Regions from separate parts of the Mus musculus genome. Here region 2 is linked to region 1. A link is a loop called in an ENCODE intact Hi-C map of the cell type or tissue named here. Cell type or tissue: gastrocnemius. All regions are shown on one strand.

What was found. Hi-C counts contacts between places; a loop is a spot of excess contacts. Peaks named below come from ENCODE experiments on the same cell type or tissue, not always from the same donor. Only the 100,000 strongest peaks of a DNase experiment are listed, where the experiment ranks them.
Region 2: a loop joins it to region 1, with 2.4 times the contacts of the local background. A loop is called at or near these places in 13 of 42 quality-filtered maps.

The regions. Positions count from the first base shown.
Region 1 is chr6:15,787,660-15,792,659 of GRCm38, forward strand. The region is part of intron 4 of Mdfic (MyoD family inhibitor domain containing); the gene reads left to right. Among named protein-coding and RNA genes, the nearest start is that of Mdfic, 69 kb to the left of the region's middle. In gastrocnemius, a CTCF peak has its summit at 2,660 (motif pointing left); DNase peaks (open chromatin) are centred at 2,130 and 2,658; H3K27ac peaks cover 1,754 bases.
Region 2 is chr6:15,718,012-15,723,011 of GRCm38, forward strand. It overlaps Mdfic (MyoD family inhibitor domain containing), which reads left to right and starts at 2,650. Exons shown (of 5, transcript NM_175088.5): 1 at 2,650-2,952; 2 at 3,176-3,353. The coding sequence starts at 3,260. In gastrocnemius, no CTCF peak of the experiment used is centred here; DNase peaks (open chromatin) are centred at 2,652, 2,834, 3,106, 3,192 and 1 more place; H3K4me3 peaks cover 2,525 bases; H3K27ac peaks cover 2,140 bases.

The sequences.
Region 1 (5,000 bases):
CATCCTTGCTGTATTCCTTTGCTGGGTGGAACATTTCCCTACTTTTGTCTCAATTAGCATGTCCTTCTTTAAGATGTAGTTCATAGACCCTTCTGACTTCCCCATCAACCCTTTGTGCACTGCTGTCGTCCTTCACAGCTCCACCCTGCAAATCTGAATCGACAGGGACTCCTCTCTTCATTTCACTTTGAAGGATAACCGTACCAGCTATATTTTACAGTTCTGTGTTTAATTAAGAGGTATTTGTAAACTCTTACTAGCAGGGCCTGGGAAATAGGAAGCAAGGTGGTGTGTAGGTGTGTAGGTGTGTAGGTGGCAGCCAGCTTTACCAGCACCCCCTAGCACTATGGCTCTAGCTGAACATTGACAGTTGTCACACTCTAGTGGCACTATGCTCTTCTTAAAATCATGTTCTTGGGGTTTGTCTATGTCCTTAGACCAGTGTCTGTCTATTAAGCCAGTGCTCAGTAAGTTTTTGTTGAATTTAACCATCAAAGCCTTGTCCCTGGGTTCCTCTGCTGAGAAAAAAATGGTGAGAGTATTTTGTCCCTGTGGTTACTTTTCACATTTCCTACTATCTTGCCAATTTCAAAAGTCTTCTCTGACTGATACTACCTGCCTTGTGTGTCCTGTGGTCAAAGAATGTAGTGTTTGTGTTGATAATTGCCCAACATTTTTACAAAGCCCCCATCCTCTGCTTGAAGGCTCTGGTACTTTAAGGCTCATGCACATTAAGGCTATCCAGTCCTCAGGCTTATCCAAATTTTATTCTGCTTTTATTCAGCCTTAGTTAGTTTTCCATTGTACTTTATTTCAGTAAGGATGGAGACAAACATTAGCTGGTAAGAGTCTGGGGACATTGACCAGTGCTTGCTGTCCATGCAACTTGAGTTTGGTCCACTAGCACCCATGTCAAAGCTGAGTTTGGTGATGTAACGGGGCATTAGGGGGTTCAGCAGTGCTGTCACCAGCCAGACAAGTTCCAGCCTGCCCTCTGAGCTCCAAGTTCATAGAGAGATTCTGTATTGAGGGGATGAAGGGGAGAGTGATTTAACAAGACACTTGATGTCTCCTTCTGGCTTCAGTGTGCATCATGGGTACCCACAGCCACTCATTTGTGTATACACAGAGAGAGAGAGCGAGAAAGAGAGAGAGAGAGAGACAGAGACAGACAGACACACACAGGCACATATGCACACACACTGACACACAAACAGACATATGCAGGCACATATGCACACACACAAACACACACACAGGTATGAACGCACATAAGTGAACATGTATATTGGGAACTTGTTGGAGACACAGCTCAAAGGTTTAAAACACTTCCAGAGTACTTGCACTTAGTTCTCATCGGCCACAGCAGGAGACACTCATCCACCTGTAAACCTAGCTCTGCGAGACCTGGCACTATGGACTTGTGGAGTACCTGCACACCGTGGCAGAGTCTCTTTCTCTGTCTCTGTCTTTGTCTCTGTCTCTATTTCTCTGTCTCTCTCTGTCTCTGTCTGTGTTTGTGTCTGTGTTTCTCATAAATAAAAATAAAATCTTTTTTTAAAAAAGAAATGAATATTACAATAAATATAAAAATGGCTCTAAAAGGTCAAGAGAAGACCCCTAGCTAGATTTAAAAATCTATTCTTCTGGATAACAGGTTCCATGGTGATGGAGTCTTAGTGCTTAAAAAGAGCTCAGCAGTTATTAACCCTCTGCTGTATGCCTACCAACACAGAGACAAATGACTTGCTTAAGATTTCTTAATCCATTAGTGAGAGAGCCAGACTGGAAAAGCCAGTCTAAGCTTCCTAGCATCACAGTCCTCCTAAATAATGTGACATTTCCCAACTGTGACACTTGGGGAGGACAGGAGGATGATTCCTCTCTGCAGTCCTTTTGTCTGTGTGCCCCCAAGTAGGGTTTCCCCTGTTGTGCTTGTTCAAACAAACACAAACAGCCTTTGCCACCTGGAAACTTACAGCCTAGCCTTTTGTAGTGTGAATGGCAGTGGTAAGTAATGAGCTGTGACTGAGAGAAGGCTCAGCTGGGGGGTGGCAGGGATGAAGTGCGGAGGGAACTGTGAAGCGGCTCAGGGAGAGGGTTTTTATTTTTATCTCCTCTCCCACAATTTAAAGTAGTCGACACGCCTACAGAACGTCTTGTTTAGCAGGCCAGAAACCACGGCTGTCACATTTAGGACACTCGCCAACCCGTCCTTAGGTTGTTTTGCCTTCAGAATTGTTGGGGGACTAAATTCAAGTGGCGATACGTATACCTTGTAATTTTAGTGTCATGCTGTCTTGCTCATCTGAAGCTTGCGATGATGCCTTTGAAAAACATCACATTACATGAATGGATGAGACAGGCTGAGAAAGGGTGATGTGGAAAGACTAACAACCATCCTTTAGTCACAAATTAATTCCATAAATAATAGGATTTACCTCCTGTGCACAGCTTTGAATTGTGCTTTGGTGTCTTGTCCCGGGGTAGCTGCTCACTCTGCCTGTCTCTTCATCTTGCCCGGTATGTGTGTGTTAGACTGCTGTGACTCTTTGCTTGGGGCCTGTCCCTTCTGTCAAGGCTAAGGAACACATCCTGGGCCTTCCCTAGACCAGACATCTCCTGCCTGTAGGACGTAGTGCCCCCTGCTGGACAAGCTGTCCTGCCTCTGCAGGAGAGGACCCTGCTGCAGTGACAGCTTTGTTTGGGACTTTTATGTAATTTGGATGGCAGACGCACCCTTTGTATACCTGCCAAGCCCTGGCAAGTCAAGTGTCCAGAGAACTGTGCGTGATCCCTGTCCTGTGAAATTCTTAGCCTGACTCATGCCTTCTCTTGCCATGTTTTTACTTCTATCTGCCAGGGGATTTTGGATATAGGCAACCTGGCCAACTCCATGAGTGTCTGTAATAGACTACTCTCACTGACTGGCCAGTATATTAGTTTACTTATCATCATCATCGTCGTCATCGTCATCATCATCATCATCACTTCATAGAGTATAGTGGGCACATCATTGTGAGCCTTTTGCCGTTTAAAAAACCGAGTTCTTTTGAAATATGCCCTGCACAATTCTTAAACCAAAGACATAAGTAACAAGAGGCGAGCCAAAATTTTAGCTGTGAAATAAATGTAGCTTGGAAAATAAAATTGGGGAAAATGTTAAATTCGGCATCTGGAAAGAAGTTTTCCATCATTTTTATTCAAATACTTATTTTCATTAAAACTAGAGGACTTTTTCACATTTGTTTTGTCCTGACTATAAGAGGCATTATTACCAAAGTATGCAGACTGCTTACAAACAAAACAATGCTTTCTTAATAAATGCTATATTTATTTACTTACGGGGCAGTGTGTGTGTGTGTGTGTGTGTGTGTGTGTGTGTGTGTGTGTTGCACTTGTGAAGTGCAAAACTTATCAGAGTCAGTTCTCTCTTACCACATGGGTCCTGGGAATCAAACTTAGGTCACCTACCTTGGTGGCAAGTACCTTTACCTTCTGAGCTTTATAGAAATTCTTCAAAATGCTTTTTGTGACTAAGTAAAGTATTATAGAATTTATTATTCAAAGCTATACTCAACCTTACATTACATATTTTACCAATGATCAACTTAAAAATAGCACCAAATACATTTTTTAAAAAACATGTAATATTACCTTTTTTTTTCTCCCAGCTTTCTTGCTTCTGAAGAAAACAGATAATCATTGCACTATGGAAAACTAGACTATTATTTTGAAAGCTTCTGCTATAGCCAGACACAGATTACTTGTTTTGGGCTGGGTTTCTGTTTCATTCTTCTGCACTGTCTGTCTCTTAGAATTAGTTACGTTTGGTGCTTCGTCCTCTTTTGTATCTGAGCAGTTTTTCCCAAGCCTTCCTGAATTTGAGGAGAATAGTCGCTATCGCTATACTACAGAGCCTGGCTGGACATAGGAGGAGAGTTATAGTCCTCCTGGAACCATATTTTGATGCTATCATTCCCCCACCCCATCGGGCACTACTACCACAACTCCCACCACCCCCACAATCAACACACCACTATCATCACAGCCATCACACGGCTAGTACTTAGCAAGTGTCATCTGTTAATTCCATATTCGTTTAGTGTTCATCACGTCTCCGGGGACAGTGGCATTCTATCAGATTTGCCATCTTAAATATCTTGCTATAATTTGCATCATCACTGATATTTTAGCCACTCTCAAGTCAGATATCGAATTAACTTTACATGTAAAATATTCTAGGCAAGTGCCTGTGAGGCAGAAACATGACTCAAGGCCCAAAGGTGGGGTGCCTCTGAGCCTGGTGACCTTAGTTTAACTCCCAGAACCCACATGCTAAAAGGAGAGAAAGATCCCAGTAAGCTGCCCTCTGACCTCAGTGCACACTGTGCCAAAATGAGAGAGAGAGAGAGAGAGAGAGAGAGAGAGAGAGAGAGAGAGAGAGAGAGAGCTCACCTTTACTCAAATGCACATCATATACTGTACTCAATAAATAGAAAATGAAAATGTAGTGATTTATAGAGACTATCTAACACTTGAAATGCCATTGCCTCTTCAGATTTCTGTGTTAAACTTCTGTGAAACAATAGTTCCTCTGATATAAACATTGCCTTCCTAGACTGTAAAAAGTTCCTTCAAACAGAGTTCTTGGACTAGTGCTGTAGTTGAGACCAAGTTCTGGATCAAATCTAGCAGTTTGGAATACTGAATGCATTAGCTGTGTACAATGCTGGCAACAGAATAAAGAGGGGGTGGGGGGAACGACAGGTCAGGCTATCTGTCTTTGCCGTACAGTAACCTTTCCATTGGACCATGTGGGTTCCAGGGCTTGGGTATGGGGCAGGGAAGCTACTGAGGTGTCCCTTCGTGGGTGCAGGAGGTCAGGGTGTTTCTTTTTCTAATACTCTTCTGAATTTGTAAAGGAGAAAGATGATAATGAAGACGATTGTTCATTTCCCCAAAGTCAGCTCTGCATGGAAAATATAACTCTTCTCAAA
Region 2 (5,000 bases), 70 kb before region 1:
TGACCAGATAGCTTCTCTGAGCTCAGCACAAAATGGAGGACTCCCAATTCTCTGACCTTGTCTGGGAAGCCTGATTCCCCACAACTTCTACCTAGGGGAAGGAACGTCCAGTAGTCCTTGGCAGACCTACAAGTTCAGTTTCCTCTTTTCCTCTTGCTCTTTTCCCAATAAGAATCCACCGAGCAAGTACCTGGGGATTCCTGGAATGTCTCTCCATGGAAATGAGCTATTCACAGAACTTTAAAACTTTAGCCAATGATTTTCACTTACCAGGAAAGTGCCTTACCACTCTCCAAAGTTCATATATACCCTTGGTCCACCCCAATAGAGGTATTCACCCAAGCTAAGATTGGCAAAAGAGCTGTTTCATTGAAGATACTCAGAGAAGGCCTTTGCCCAAATGATCTGTAACACTAAGATTCTCAGAGAAGGTCTCTCTCCTTTATCCCAGTTCCCTGACCTCACTCTCCACCCCTCACTCCTGCAGAACTCCACCCATTTGGGAAACTGGCTGGCTGTCCAACATTCATACCATAGTGAAAGAGGATGTTTTATGCTCATCTTATCAGAAAAGTTAGGTATCTTATGTCATGTGTAAAAGTGAAATATGGTGTGCAATTCGATGAAAAAACATTTATTGGGGGAGATGGCTCTGTGGGAGAATGGCTTGTGTGCAAGCCTGAGAAGGTGTGTTGGGAGAGATAGAAGTGTAGCCTTATAATTCTGGTGTTCCTACAGGGAGATGGGTGTTAGAGACATGTAAATAGCTGTAAATTCAGAAGTCTGCATGCTATCCTGGTGTGTGTAGCTAGGGACAATAAGGGCACCCTGTTCAAACAAGGTGAAAGGTAAGGACTGGAGGCCATCCTCTGACCTCCACAAGGGTACCATGTGCTTGTGACAGAATGAACAAACTGAACAAGGAGATAAACAGTAAGGGGACAAAGAAGAACTTTGCAGAACTTTCTCACTGACTCTTGTAAGCAAAGGCTGTGCTTTGTAGAGCACAAGTTTCCTGTGTGTTCTTTAATGCTGACAAGCCTTCCCCACAACTGACCTGGTCCCAAGAGGTAGGTGTTGGTATTCTGTCTGGACTCCACCCCCACAGTTACCTGGCATTAGCCAGGTAGGCCTGACCCACTATAAAAGGGGCTGATTGTCTCCTCCTCCCTCTCTTGTGCTCTTGCCTCTCTTGCTCATTGCTCCCTTGCTCCCCCACCCCCATTCCTTTCCCCTCTCTCTCCATGTGGTCTCTACTTCTCTACTCTCTCCTTCTCTCTGCCTTTCTCTGCCTCTACTATTCTCTTAACTCCCCTCCCCCTGCCCTGAATAAACTCTATTCTATACTATACAGTCCTGTGACTGGTCCCTCAGGAAGAAGGGATGGCTTGACATGGGCCCCACCAAGACACCCCCTTCCCCACACCCCACCAGCTAGAACATATCTTTATAGCTCTTTCTCTTTTTATGATCACAACAGTAGGTTCTATGTAGTCCAGACTCTTGACACGTTCTTAAGAGACTTAAGGCACTTTTTACAATGTCATCTATGAATCTACAAATTTTATTTAAAAACGGGGCCATATCTATTAGCTATAGGTCACCGAGAAAAATGCCATTTTCTATGGAATCCAAATACCTGCCTTCAGAACCTTTGAAGATTGATTTCTCGGAGTAGTTGAAATCAAGTTCTTGTTTCTTTAGAGGTAAGAAATAGACCTTTTCCGTCAGTTGAAAAGAACTTGAATGGTCACTTTTTGAAGATAAACATTCCTGATGTATTATTAGTAATGATGGGGGTGAGTGAGAAGGAGAAACCATTAAGTTTCTTCAGTTTTGATATGCACCTCCACTGAACTCTGCATTTCACTCAAACAAAGAACAAAAATTAACCAGATGTATAAAAGTTCTTAACAGCCCGTTACACTTGCTCTTGGCCCTTTAGAGTCTGCCACAGTCAGAACATTTCATTTAAAAAGCCACCGACAATGAACCTTTTACGTCTGAGCACAGTTTAGCTTCCCGCAGACGTCACACGGTCAGAGAGGCACTCAGCCTGGGGTAGGACAGATGTGCTCAAGAATGTTCACCTTGCACTCCTGGGTGGCTCTGTGCAACTGGTTTAACCAGATCAGGAATCCTGTCTGACAGAAGTAAAGTAATAAAAAAGAAAAAGATGAAGAGATTAGACAAGTACTTGGGACCTGTGAACAAGGTTTTAAATACACATTTATGTCTTCATAGTACCAGGAAAGTCAGTGTGTGTGTTTGAACACACATGTACATTCATCACACACACACACACACACACACACACACACACACACACACACACACACCCTTCCCTGTTTTCAAAGGTCGCTTCCCTGGGGCATTCCTCAAGATTATTTAATAGTCTATCGAAGGGCAGGATTGAAAGTGGTTTGAGGGGGACTTTCCCAGAAAGGTTGAAGATGTTTGAGCTGCCAAGGTTAGCTCCCTCCCTGTTTTCCCTAACCTTGGTGGGCCTGGGCTAGGGAGCCTGCATCTGGCCTGTCCAGCTCTGGCCTCCTGACCCAGACAGCTCCCTCGCAAGGGAGCTCAGGGCCAAACCTAGGTCGCGCCGCCCCCAACCTCGGGGCTGTCTGCCAAGAGTTCGAGGCCACCCCAATCCGGATATGATGAAAGGGAGCCACAGAGAGAGAAGTGTTTGAAGAGTGTAGGAGTGGCAGCGCGAGGGTGAAAGAGACGCACAAGTGGATCCTAAAGTCCTTCCCGGAGGAGAGGGGCTGCCCGGAGGGAAGGGACGGAGTGCGCGGAGTCAGCGCGGGCGGCTGCCACTGTCGCTGCCACTCCCGGGGCCGGAGGGACGTGGTCAGGCTGCCAGGGCGTGATGGGGCCGCGGCCAGAGCCTCGCTGACTACCGGTGGCGGGAGGAAGGGACCCGGAACAGCCCACGGGGGGGATGCCAAGGTAGGTGGAGGTCCCTTAGGTCGCTCTGCCGCCGAGTCCCCGCGCGTCCCCTCCCAGCGCGCGCGTCCCGTTCGCAGCGTCCCCCCAGGCTGCTTTCAAATCCTAACTTCCCTGGGGTGGAGTTGGAGGAGGGACGCGGAGGGGGAGGGAATGGCCCAGGCATTGCGGCGTGCTGTGCTCTAAAAACAGTTGATCCTGCTGTCCCTTTTGCTTTTCCCGCCAGAGGCAGGCCGTTTCCTGCACCCAGCACCTAAGCAGCTGGGGTCCGTGCACCCCGCGGGGACGGCTCTGGCTCGGAGCGTGGCCCATGTCCTGCGCGGGTGAAGCCCTCGCTCCCGGGCCCGCGGAGCAGCAGTGCCCGGTCGAGGCGGGCGGCGGCCGGCTGGGCTCCCCGGCCCACGGTGAGTAACAAGTACTTGCGAGTTGCGAGTTTCTGGGACGTGCTTGCACACTTAGGGATGGGTGGTGGTGGTGGTGGGAGTGGGGAACTGCGAGGATGGGCTTCAACTTCGGAATTGTGAACTTTTGCACACTTATGTTACTTAAACAAGTCTGCCAGAGGATCACTGCCCCAGATCAACAACCGGATAGGAGGGCGGGATCCCTGGCCCCTCTATTCCCTTTTCTTGCTAGAAACTGGTTGACTAGATGGCTTCTACCTTCTGCCTAAGCACTTCTTGGCCTGGGACTCAGGAGGGGTGTGAAGTCTCCAACCCTTGTCTAGTACTCTTAAGTTCTTATGTTCTTTTCTCATGCAGGGCAGTCTCTGCTCTCTGAGCTAGCGTGGGCTCTCCTCATCTTTCTGGTTCTTGTGGGGTACTCTGACCCCCAGGTTAAGCATCCAGGTTTCTGAGACCAGTTTCTTTTGGAATGGCTCGTGCATATGTTTTCAATAACGTTTGTTTTGGAATAAACACGTTCCAAGAATGAATTAACTCTTTTGAGTTCTTCCAAAGGGAAAACAAAATCGTTTGCTTCTGGGAAGCTTCCATAACCACATTTTAAAATTCTTTGAAGGTAATAGACTTCAGGTGCTCTTTGGTGGCAGAACCAGACTCTCACCATTTCTCTTCCCTTTTCCAGTAAGGACAATTCCAATGAGGACAGTTCTGACTGGCAGACACCAGATAACTTTCCAGCTCTCCAAAACTCTTGATTTTAAGCATGTCTAAAATCTTGTCTCCCAGTACCCAAATATATACTGCCTTAAGTTTCTTTCTTCTCTTTTTAATTCGGGGGGTGGGGGGTGGGGAGGGGGGGGAGGAAAGGAGTTGCTGTTCTAACCAGAGTAGATAGTAGCAGAAAACATCCAAGCGTAAATTGAAATGTTATGTTTATCATTTCGATTTAGAAGAGTGACTCATTTCTTTTCCTAAACAGAGAGAATCCAAGTGATTAGCTGTAGAGAAGAACCAGATTGATAAACACGTTTTCTCAGAAGCAGCCCGTCTTACACACACTGCATTGTCAACATTGTCATCTCCCTGCCATTAGCCATGCCCGCCCACCCTCCACAGTCATAGCCACTCGTCGATAGGCTCTTTATACTCCCACTTCAGTCATTAATCACTCCTGGTAAACAATGCTTACGCCAAAAATCAACTGCAAACACTCCAGGTAAAACTATTGGGCCGGGTGTGGTTGTGCACGCCTTTAATCCCAGCACTTGGGAGGCAGAGGCAGGCGGATTTCTGAGTTCGAGGCCAGCCTGGTCTACAAAGTGAGTTCCAGGACAGCCAGGGCTATACAGAGAAACCCTGTCTCGAAAAACCAAAAAAAAAAAAAAAAAAAAAAAAAAAAAAAACCAAAAAAAAAAAAATTGGATTTGGAAATAGCCAATACGCACAAAATCTAGTGTTAACGCTAGGGATGGTTAAAATCTCCTGGAAGAACTTGTCATGGTACCTCCTGTGTACAAAGCTGCTTGGTGTCAGGTGATCTGCGCACAAGGAGGAAGACATCTCAAAGGGCCTGAGGTTAACGCTAGCTGCATACAACGTGTATATCTCTCTATGGAAAACCAATGTCCTCTTGCAATTGAACATTGC